Linked DNA regions of Homo sapiens: regions 1 and 3 are each linked to region 2. Evidence: chromatin contacts called from ENCODE Hi-C or POLR2A ChIA-PET data. All regions are on one chromosome and are shown on one strand. Each heading gives the region's core, a stretch centred on a gene start or an enhancer-like site at or near the end of the contact. The rest is flanking DNA. Distances are from core to core; before and after follow the strand shown.

The links. Hi-C counts contacts between places; a loop is a spot of excess contacts on that map. ChIA-PET counts read pairs that join two places held with the same protein, here RNA polymerase II (POLR2A). Pooled maps may share reads with other maps.
Region 1: a loop to region 2 is called in a map of CD8-positive, alpha-beta T cell, with 11 times the contacts of the local background. The contact joins the promoter of ME2 here to the promoter of C18orf32 in region 2. A Hi-C loop is called at or near these places in 5 of 168 maps with a recorded cell type or tissue (B cell, CD4-positive, alpha-beta T cell, CD8-positive, alpha-beta T cell and 2 more), 1 of 37 single-sample maps with no recorded cell type and 14 of 50 pooled maps. POLR2A ChIA-PET finds 5 or more read pairs at or near these places in 2 of 52 experiments (CD4-positive, alpha-beta T cell and naive thymus-derived CD4-positive, alpha-beta T cell).
Region 3: a loop to region 2 is called in a map of ascending aorta, with 24 times the contacts of the local background. The contact joins the promoter of ZBTB7C here to the promoter of C18orf32 in region 2. A Hi-C loop is called at or near these places in 2 of 168 maps with a recorded cell type or tissue (ascending aorta and naive thymus-derived CD4-positive, alpha-beta T cell) and 11 of 50 pooled maps. POLR2A ChIA-PET finds 5 or more read pairs at or near these places in 1 of 52 experiments (activated CD4-positive, alpha-beta T cell).

Annotation. Positions count from the first base shown.
Region 1 is chr18:50,877,109-50,880,770 of GRCh38, reverse strand. ME2 (malic enzyme 2) reads right to left here and starts at 1,653. Exons shown (of 16, transcript NM_002396.5): 1 at 1,463-1,653. RefSeq lists a silencer at 1,265-1,824 and an enhancer at 1,363-1,864.
Region 2 is chr18:49,484,931-49,488,665 of GRCh38, reverse strand. It overlaps C18orf32 (chromosome 18 open reading frame 32), which reads left to right and starts at 1,432. Exons shown (of 3, transcript NM_001035005.4): 1 at 1,432-1,623. The region is part of intron 5 of RPL17-C18orf32 (RPL17-C18orf32 readthrough); the gene reads left to right. RPL17 (ribosomal protein L17) reads left to right here. Exons shown (of 7, transcript NM_001035006.5): 7 at 100-185. The coding sequence ends at 147. MIR1539 (microRNA 1539) reads right to left here and starts at 1,293; the gene lies at 1,244-1,293. RefSeq lists an enhancer at 1,374-1,533 and a silencer at 1,574-1,703.
Region 3 is chr18:48,408,027-48,411,637 of GRCh38, reverse strand. ZBTB7C (zinc finger and BTB domain containing 7C) reads left to right here and starts at 2,255. Exons shown (of 5, transcript NM_001318841.2): 1 at 2,255-2,412. RefSeq lists a silencer at 1,087-1,466 and enhancers at 2,737-3,354, 3,355-3,611.

The DNA.
Region 1 (3,662 bases), core at 404-2,903, 1.4 Mb before region 2:
ACAGAAGCATAGCCCAACATTTCCTATTAATGCATGATAAAAGTCATATTAGGAGCTAGGCGCGGTCGCTAACGCCTGTAATCCCAGCACTTTGGAAGGTCAAGGTGGGTAGATCACTTGAGGTCAGGAGTTCGAGACCAGCCTGGCCAATACGGCGAAGCCCCCGTCTCTATTAAAATTACAAAAATTAGCTGCCCTCAGGTGATCCACCCACGTCGGCCTCCCAGAAGTGCTGGAATTACATGCGTGAGCCACCGCGAACGGCCTATATGTATGTTTTTAAAAACAACTGTTTCTCTCATCTAATTTACAGAGTATTTGTAAATTGAAAATCAAAATTATGGGTACAACATCGCAATTAGCTTAACAACATGAGCAATGCTTAAGGAGTATACACGTTTAAGGGAGTGGGGGTGGAGGATGCAGCTATGAAGTTAGACCACTTGAGTTTGAATCTAGGCTTTGTCACGTTAAAACTGTGGTCTTAGGCAAGTTACTTAACCTACCTAAACCTTAGTTTCCTGGTTTGTAAAGTGGAGGCAGTAACAGTATCAACCTCAAAGGGTTATTTTGAGATAATCCGTGTAGAAACTAGCGCTCTGCCTGTCACTAGCAATTAATACATGCTACTATTGTTATCGTTATCAACTGCAACACTAACAGAAATAGCAATGCTATTAACCTCTTTGCTTAGAGGTGATAGCCACAAGCATCAGGAAGGTAAATCCACAGACAGAAGATGATAAAACGTTTTGTAAGAAAGCACGTGTTAATTTGATCACGCTTCTCACCACAAGCAACGTAAATTTTCTAGAATTATCTCTGGAACCAAAAAAGAAAGTCGAAACCTAGGACCACCTAGGTAACACCACATGCAGAGATAGTTATCGCCAGCGTGAAAGAAACACCTGCCAATCCCGGTCCACAGATGGCATTTAATAATAGACGGAATCGGTCCAATCTCAGAACTCTCCAGCCCGCAGCAAGTCTTTTTTTAAAGGGAGGAGCCACACACACAGCCTAACTCCTGCCGTTAACTCGGCCCGACTGAATAAAGGAGATAGGCTTGCCAAAGGGTTTCCAGCCACAGAAGTCCTTTTGTGGAGGGGTGCAGAAAGAGCGAGAAAGAGATGCTGGCGTTTGGAGGCCCAGGGCCTCGCTCCCGGGCGAGAGCGGGGCGCCCAGGCACCAGCCGGCGGAGGAACCTGGAAATCGCGCGCCGGGTAGAGCCGCGGCCGCTGGAACCTGGGTCGCCGCGATGTAGCCGGTCCCTCGCCCTCAGCCCGGACTCCGCAGACCGCTTCCCTTCCCCCAGCCCCCACCGCCAGGCCGGGAACGGCGGGGGCCGCACGCGCGGAGGCCGGAGGCGCGGCAGCGCTGGGCTCTCGGGGCCGGGCCAGGGGAGGCCGGCGCCCGCTCCTCTCCCGGACCCCCGCCCGGGCCCCACCGCGCCGGGCCTTACCAGAGGTCTCGCGCCGCGACAGGTGGTACACCCGGCGGAGAGGCCGCGCCCTGCCGCCCGCCCTGGCGATGCTCAGCTCCCGCGCCGCCCGGCCCTCCCCTTCTGCGAGCCTCCCGGAGCCGCCGTCAGCTCAGGCTCACACTGGCGCGGGCGGCCCCACACGCAGAGGCGGCCCGAAGAGCGGCCGAGAGAGGGGAGGGCGCGAGGAGCCGGCCAGCCGCGGGGCCCGGAAGGCGTGGCCCACGGTGGAGACGGACGGGCTCGCGGGCCAATTGGAGGCAGGAACCGGCCGGAGGGGCGGGCTCCGTCTGGAGGCTTAGCTGCCGGCGCTGGGGTTCCTGTCCTCCGCGCCTTCCTCAACCCAGCTCCTGGAGGTTACGGTTCTGAGGCGGGGCGGGCGGCCTCGTGGACGCGATGCTGAGGATGTGAGAAGTGCAGTGCGGAGGAGGAGGTGGAGCTCCGCCGCTCCATGAAGGAAGCCGGGGCTGGCCGACCGCGCCCCCCAGCACTCCTGGCCCGGGGGTCCCAGTCTCCGAACCCGCGGAGGCCAGGGAAGCTGGGAGTTGGGGTCTGTCCTGCCTGAGCCACAGAGGAAGGGGGAGAACGGGAGGGCAGGAGACGGCAAAGGAAGGAAGAAGAGGACCCAGGAAATGCGAGGCTTCCGCACTTCAGCGACGCTTTCACTTTCCGAGCTGTTTTGTGTGCTTAGGACTTGCTCTTCTGCAGAATTCTTTGCCACTCCTCATGGCTGCTGGCAAGGTTATTGGCCTGCGGTGAATTTACCAATCACCTCCACTGTCACAGTCACCATAAATAGATGCTCAATGTTCTGCCTCAGAAAAGCACCGGAACACTTAATTGTCTTGTCCTTGAAAGCCGCAGGGACCGTGCCTTCCAACATCCCTACCCCCGCCCTCCCAACGGTTGTGACATGGGAGGATATTTCTTCACCCTTATTTCAGAAAATGTTATCACCCAAAACTCTTTACTATAATGAGCTTGTGTACTCTTAAAACAAGGCATGGTAATGACAATTTCAAAAATAAGATGTAAAATATAAAAAAAGAGGCAAGGCAGAATAAAATTAAAAGTGATGGAAATGTAGGATTGAGAAGATGGAGTGGAAGTAGGGAAGAGTGAATTGCTCCCTCCTAAACTCTGACAATTAAATAAAATCTGGGGCAATCGCCCCTCTCTGAACATTGAAGGGTGGGGCCTGTGAGGAGGAAACTCCAGTTAGGTGATAATCCATAGGTGTGGTTGCTATAATAACCACCGCAGGCAAGGAGAGGTTATAAATATGAATGACCTAAAGTAACTCTGCTTGCCAGGAACTTACAAGATGCAGCAGGTTGGATGAAGGAAACTAAACATTACCAGTGTCTTTCTACATAAATGCTTCATTAGTAGAGGTGAAATTCTTTTGTCTTTGAAAGACAGTTGTGGGGGTGTTGGGGGGTAGATGGGGAATGGGGAGATGTTGGTCAAAGGGTAAAAAGTTTCAGGAGTAAGTTTTAGAAATATCGCACAGCATGGTGACTATAGTTCATAATGTATATTTCGCAATGGCTGAAAGAGTAGATTTAAAATATTCTCACCAAAAAGAAATAAGCATGTAAGGTGATGGATATATTAGCCTAATTTGATCATTCCACAATGTATTGAAACATTACATTGTATCCCATTGCATTAAAGTATATACATTTTTTTTCTTTCGAGATGGAGTCTTGCTCTGTCGCCCAGGCTGGAGTGCGGTGGCGTGATCTTGACTCACCGAAACCTCCGCCTTGCAGGTTCAAGCGATTCTTTTGACTTAGCCTCCCAAGTAGCTGGGATTACAGGCACCCGCCACCATGCCTAGCTGATTTTTGTGTTTTTAGTAGAGCCGGGGTTTCTCACCATGTTTCCCAGGCTAGTCTCGAATTTCTGGCCTCAAGTGATCTGCTTGCTTCGGCCTCCCAAAGTGCTGGGATTACAGACATGAGTCACCCGCGCCCGACCATAATTATATACAATTGTTTGTCAATTTAAAGAATTTAAGGACAGTTTGTCCTACATTCGAATAATCCCAGATTGAAAGTTGTAGAGAGCTATCATGGAGGGAACTTATTTTGCTTACATTGAAGTCAATTTATTCCTTATTAAATACCCGCTACTGTCAAGGAGGTAGAAACTGCTGTTTTCTGGTCTGCTCTGACAA
Region 2 (3,735 bases), core at 183-2,682:
TCCTTAACGACTAGGTTTCCTGCCTCCAGAATAAGCTGAAGTCCTCCAAGATGTACTGTGGTTTTCTCTAAGAAACTTAACACATTTTTCTTTCCCCAGATATCCCAGAAGAAACTGAAGAAACAAAAACTTATGGCACGGGAGTAAATTCAGCATTAAAATAAATGTAATTAAAAGGAAAAGAATGTTGGTTGTCTTTATTAGTGAACATATTTCAAGTGTCCTTACAAGATGGATCAAATGAGGATTTTTTAGGATTAGAACTAGAAACACAAGATTGTTTACCCTGCACCATTAAAAACCATTTTCATGGCTGGGCACAGTGGCTCATTTCTGTAGTCCCAGCACTTTGGGAGGTGGAGGCTGACTGCTTAAGCCCAGCCAGGGCAACATGTCAGAACCCTGTCTGTTAAAAAAAAGTAAGTGTGGTGTCACTTGCATGTAGTCCCAGCTAATTGGGGGGCTGAGGTGGGAGGCTGCAGTGAGCACTACTGCACCCCAGCGTGGGCAAGACAGAACAAGACCCTGTCTCAAAAAAAGTTTCATTATCCCAAAAGGAATTTGCAGTGGTTTTCTTTGCAGAACAATCCAGTATGTGAATATACCAGTTGATCATCCCCAGTTGGAAATGGCTCCATTGAGCATTGCCTTTGAGTATGATAACAGCACTCAGGCTCAGGTTTTGAAGCTTTTTAGGTTGATGCTCAACCTGTATCATTTCGTCAATTGATAAAGGGGTTTTGTTTTTGCTATTAGGAACGATGGTACTGTGAACGTTTGTGTGCAGATTTTTGTGTTTTCATTTATTGAGTATATACTAGAGTGGAATTGCTAGATCATAAGGTTACCTGAGTAAACATCTGAGGAACTTCCAAATATTTCCAAAAAGGCTGCACGCTACATTTCCACCAACGGTTTATGAGGGTCCCAGTTTTCACACAACTTCGCCAACACGTACTGACATCCTAGCGAGCGTCAGTACTTTTCGTTTATAAAGTGATGTAACTGCTTCTTTTAAGCAACTGACGTTTGTAAAGTTGGCCTTAATGTTAGTTTGCTCTGCCCTTGAATTTAAGAAACCAGCAAAACTAATAGCTTATCCACAGTTGCCTCAACGGCCTAGCTGCCACCTTCCGTGTGGGTGCCGCGCCGTTTGCACAGGCATCATCCTTTACCGAGATCCTGCGTTCTGGGTCTGGGTGTAGTCAGGTCAGGCTTTCTTCCCGCAGCGAAGCTTTTAGTTGGGCATCTGGGACGCGCAGGACTTTCGCGCTACCTGCAGGCCGCAGAGCCGGAAGCCTCGCCGCGCCCCTTGGGCAACACTGCTGCGTGCTGTGCGACCCCGGGTTGACGCAAGCGCGCCTTTGTCGTCCCCGTTGAAGGCGCCCATTGGCTCGGCTGCGGATCGTCCCTCCCTCCGGAAGTGCGGACATTGTCAGCTGCGTTTCCGCGGTCGCGGGTGAGTGTGCCCGGGCTAGCGGCCTGGGTTGGGCTTTGTAGCTGCTCCGCAGGCCCAGCCCGGGCCGCGCTCGCAGAGTCCTAGGCGGTGCGCGGCCTCCTGCCTCCTCCCTCCTCGGCGGTCGCGGCCCGCCGGCCTCCGCGGTGCCTGCCTTCGCTCTCAGGGTACCTTCCTTCCGCGAGCGCGCTCCTCCGCCCTCCGCCCCGCCCTCCCCTCCCCTCTGTCTGTATTCTTTGTCCACCACCGGCGCCCTCGGAGCTTGCATTTGCCTCTCCGATACTTTATATTGATTTTGTTCTTTTCCGTGGCCAAGTATCGGTTTCACATCCTTTCTATGACCTTCACCGTTAGGCCTCTGTTCTCGTCTCTTTTCAATCATTGTCATTGACTCAACCTGTCCCCGCTCCCTCTGTCTCCACTAAGATGACATGCTCAACTGGATGACTTGGAGGAAGGTGACTTTCCCTGTTATGCCTTCCCTATTTCGGATGGAGCCTCAGACTTTAACTGTCTACTCTGTTGTCTGGACTTAAGTTGAGTGAAAGAAGATTCCTCTGCAACAGCTTTAATCCGTTTTGCTCGCTTTGTTGGCTTGGAGCGAATAATTAAAATAATAATATCTCGTAGCCACCTTCTAGACTTTTCTGACCCAGTTTCCATATGTGTGAAGTAAAATATCTTACCGAAGTATTATTATGAAGATTAAAAGATAAGATACAAATAGGCTTCATTCCGAAGAGAGCTAAAAAGTCTCTTAAAAGCCGTAATTGTGGCGTAAGTGATTAGTAGTATTTGTCCTCGAGAGTTTATGTACATCGTACTGTGTGCGAACTTACTTAAAACACAATTGCAGAAGTAAAAATGAATCTTTATGATGGAGGGCCTGTCAGTCACTAAACTAGTACTGGTAGCATTGTCAGTTGTTTTGAAGGGGTTTCGTTGGTTTGGAAAGTTTGGTAAAAGTTTGGTAAAAACATGACCATTGTGTTTTTGGAAGAGGAAAAGGCAAGAGCATTGAGGAAAACCAGAACTGGAAATAATGGTCTTAGAAGCTCTAGTTACCAGTTACCTCTGTGAGAACTTTGGACAGGTTACAACTTTTGGATTTTTTTTTTTTTTTAATCTTGAGACAGGGTCTGCCTCTGTGGCCCAGGCTGGAGTCCAGTGGGCCATCATAGCTCACGGCAGTTTCGGCTTTCCTGGGCGCAAGCGGTTCTCTCCTTCCTCAGCTCCCCAAATACCTGGGACTACAGGCGCGTGCCATCACACCTTGCTAATTATTTAAAAAAAAAAATTAGGCCAGGTTCCAGTAATCCCAGCACTTTGGGAGGCCTAGGCGGGAGGATCATTTGAGCTTAGGACTTTAAGATCAGCATGGGCAACACAGTGAGACCTCATCTCTACTAAGAATTAAAAAATCTGTCGGGCATCGTGGCGCAGGGCTGTGGTCCTACCTACTCAGGAGGCTGAGGAAGGGGGATAGCTTGATTCTGGGAAGTCAAGGCTGCAGTGAACTCTGAACACAGGTGGTATGTTTGAGCCACTGCACTTTAGCCTGAGCAACAGAGCAAGACCCTGTCTCAAAAAAAAAAAAATCACTATTGCCCCAGCAATTGATTTTATTTTATTTTATTTTTATTTTTTTTTTTTCTGACACGGAGTTTTGCTCTTGTCACGCAGGCTGGAGTGCAATGGCGCAATCTCAGCTCACTGCGACTTCCGCCTCCCAGGTTCAAGCAATTCTCCTGCCTCAGCCTCCCCAGTAGCTGGGATTACAGGTGCCCACCACCACGCCCAGCTAATTTTTGTATTTTTAGTAGAGACAGGGTTTTGCCATGTTGGCCAGGCTGGTTTCGAACTCCTTACCTAAGATGATCCACCCCCTCGGCCTCCCAAGGTGCTTGGATTACAGGCGTGAGCCACCGCGCCCAGCCTCAATTTACATTTTTGTTTATAGCTCTTGCTTGTAATTCATTTCAAAGACATTCAGATTTGATTCTCTATGCCACCGTTTACCTGTATTGTGAATAATTTTTAAATGTCTAAGCATAGTGATGGTGCTGACTCAGTTGCCAGCAGATGCTACTTAATTTGCAGTATTTTGAAAATAAGAAATCTTTTTTTTGAGACGGAGTTTTGCTCTGTCACCCAGGCTGGAATGCAGTGGCATGATCTTGGCTCACCGCAACCTCTACCTCCCGGGTTCAAGCAATTCTTCCCCCTCAGCCTCCCGAGTAGCTGGGATTACAGGCCTGCTCCACCATGGCTGGCTAATT
Region 3 (3,611 bases), core at 1,006-3,505, 1.1 Mb after region 2:
TGCAGGGCTGGGATCCTCTAGGTGCTCTCTAAATGCATCCGCATGCTTGGCATGAGGCGCAGCCAGACTTATGGCTTAGAAGCGGGGCCATATCAGCTGGGTCAGCAGCATTCCAAGTAACTGAAAACCCTTTAATGAAGGGAAGCAAGACAGGCAACTTAATTTAACAGAGAGACAAACCTAATATGAGAGGGCAGTGGCTGCCACAGCTGCTGAAAGCGAGATATATTATTTTGCCATTCTGGAAGCTTTAGCAACTTGGAAATCTGACATCCTGAGCCTGAACATACCTTAGGTTCCACGATAGACTATCCTAGATTTACATGTGCATTTGAATAGTTTGGATAAGATGGCTGTCCAAACTGTTCATTTGGTGAAATTTACTTAGTAGGAAAAACCAGATCTCTTTGGCAAATTAAACGTGACATAATTGTACCCAAACCCTACGTTTCAGATCCCTCTATTCATATCTAGTTTTCCACTCTTACATCCTATTCCAGAGCCCGTTTTCCCTTGTTTTCACTACTCCCAACGTACTATCTTGCAATGTGCGTTTATTACACGAATGAATGAAATGGTTTAAAAAAAAATCCCAATAAGTGATATTAGGAAGAGGCACCAAAGGTTCACAAACTTATTTTTGTGAATTCTGTAAAAAATGTCATCCAGTGTCTTCAGCATTAAAGGACACAGCAGCAGCCCCACTGCCCTTTTATTAATCCGTAGCCAGAATGGGCACTAGGCGGCCGGGATTCGCCATCTCGCCTCTCCTGGGCGCCAGGTGCGCCTCAGATAAGCGCAGCCGGGTAGGAGTTTGAGGACGACAAACTTTCCCGCTTCTGAGGGAGGAGCCCCGGAGAGGACCCGCTGACGTGCGAGGGTGCTGCCTCCGATGTACTACCAAGGAGGGCGAGGGTTCCTATGTCTGTCTGGAGCGCAGAGGGGTGGACTGCAAAAAGGTAGGAGGCAAAGCCAGCTCGAGTTTCCCCGGCCCGTAGCTGGAGGGAACATCTGCCCAAGTGTCGCCTCGCCCGAGAACGCTCACGCCCTCTCCAGGGCCAGGACCCTTCCTCCTCCCCTCGCACTGGCCCTTCGTGGCTTCCAGCACCGCTGAGCACTCGGCGTCCCAGCGAGATTCTCCTGCCCCGACAGACTCCGAGGGGGCGGGGCCCGGCGGGACGGGGCGGGGACAAGCCCTCCCCGGGCCCGCCCGTTGGCATTGTTGCGCGGTGATTGGACGCTTCGGAAGGCCGCCTTCCAGGCCGACCCGGGGAGTGACGGGCGGCCAGCGGCTGCTCCCCGGCGTGTGGGGTGCGGAGTGCGGGGCCCAAGGCTCCAGAGGGGTGGGGACTCCGGGCCGCAGCGCCGCCGAGCGCGATTGCCCGCTGAGATTCGGCGCCCCGGGGTGCGGCAAGCTTGCGGTTTCAGGTGCTGGCTAGGCGTCTTGGTGCGCTCGCTGGAGTGCCGAGAGCATTTGGGAAACTTAACTTCTCGCCCCCACTCCTTGCTCCCGACTTTCGGGTAGAAAAGCAGTTGCCGAGTTGTTTTATTTCCTCCCCCATCGGACTCTGTAAAAATAGCCGTGCGCCGGGGCGGCAGAGCCCATCTCTGCCGCACCGCTGCCCCGGGTCGGCAGAGCCCATCTCTGCCGCACCGCTGCCCCGGGTCGGGTGTGGACCTAAAAATACCCGGCGGTCCCAAGCCTGCGCTGGGGGTGCGGGCGGGTCCGGCCGGGCCGCAGAGGGCGTCAGGAGACCGGAGAAACGGCGGCCGCCTGGCCCCCTCGCCTCTGCCGGGGCTGTCCCTTTAAATCCTGGAGGAGGCAGAGAGAAAAAAGGAAAGAAAGAGAAAAGACGCGGAGCCCCGAGCGGTTGGTGGCGGTGCCCGGCCCCCCCACTCCGCCTCCGCGTCGGGTCCTGACTCCCGCCCGCAGCCTCCGCCAGTCCCGGGCGCCCCCCGCCGCGCCGCCCACTCGCCACAGTTACTGTCAAAATAGAAATTAGCGGAGCCGGGCGGGGGCTGCGGCGCAGCAAGTGCATGTGCCGCGCGGCGGGGAGGGGGCGGGCGCGAGCGACAGGCGACCGCACACATCCGGGCCCTTTAGCCCTGTGCGCCCCCCGAGCCGGCGGCGCGGGCGCGGGGCGCGGGGCGCGGGGCTGACAGCCGCGGCGCGGGAGGCGGGGCGCGGGGAGGGCGGAGGCGCGGCGCGGGGAGGGAGGAGCTGCCCGCTCGCCCGCTGCCGCCGCTCAGCTCCATACCCGCCGGCGCAGCCCCGCCACGAGACTCTGACAGCGGCGCGGCCGGCGAGGCTCGGGCGCGCAGGGACCGGCGGACACCGGCGGCGAAGGAGGACGCCAGGACTGCGTCCCGGAGCCAAGTGCGGGAGGCGCGCAGGGCCGGCGGCGCGCGGAGGTGAGCGGCTTCGCGCGCCGGGCTCGGGCGCCGGCTGCCGGGGTCGCGATCTCCACAGCACCTCGGCAGCCGAGGCAGTTCGGGAGGTCGCGGGGCGGCGGGCGGGTGGCTTTGCTTGGGCTGCGCCGGAAAGCGATTGCGGGGGCCGTTGCTAGGAGGCCGGCGGTCCGCGCGCCTTGGGGCGCCGGCTGGAGCAGGGGCGCCCTCCGCGCGGTGGGCAGGAGGCGGGGGGCTGCGGTGGCTATTCAGGGGCTCCGTGCGGCAGCCATGCAACGGAGGAGGCGGGAGGAGGGAGGGAGGGAAGGAGGGAGGGGAGAGCCAGCGGAGAGCGAGCCAGCGAGCGGGCGCCGCGCCTCCTGGCTGGCACCGCGGCCCGGAGCGAAGTGGCGCGCGGGGCTGGAAAGGAACTTCTGCGGGCGCGTGCGGCCCGGGGCTCGGCGGCGCCTGCGGGCCCGAGCGGGGCGGGCCCGTCGGCAGCCACAGGTGGTTTCTGCCAAAAGTTTTACCGCACTTCTGCCTGGAAGGCGCGGGAGCGTTTTGGTGAGTGACGTTTTCCTGGGACTTTTGCAGTCTCACTTCGCGCTGTCTTTTCTTGAAAATTGGAAAATGAGCTGGAAAGGCTGGGATCCAGCACCTCTCGATGAGATCTGAGCAGAGTACAGTCCTTGCCCGAGGTGTCGCTCATGCAGGACTCAAAGATCCTTGCTGCTGTCAAGTCGGGAAGCTGGGGGAAATGGGCGCACGCACACAGTTCCTCCAAGCCTCGGACAAGTGAAGCCGAGCCTGGCCCGGTGCCTGTCGCCGCGCGGGGTAGTGCGAGGTCTGTTCCCAGCGACACGCACGGGAACTGCGTGCGTCTTCTCTCAAGGTGTGTACGTCTCTTGCTCCGTTGAAAGCGAATTGTCTCTGGCCGCTGTGCTGCTTTGTTTTTCCGGTTGCTTGTCTGGTTTTACTAGGATGAAGGCCAGGAGGAGCCAAAGAAAAGCGAAGCGGCAGCTCCCGTTATCTTTGCAATCTGCAAAGCTGTGGAGGCTGGTACCCAACCTTCCGCGGCGCGGGCGCAAGGCCGAGGGGAGCTGGGGGTGGGTGGCGTGCGCTGCCTGTATGGGAAGTCTCGCTGGACCATGCGCAAGGCTAGAGCCGGAGTTTCTGGTGCTTCTAGGACAGAAAGAGGAGTGGGAGTGGGAAGGGAAGACCCC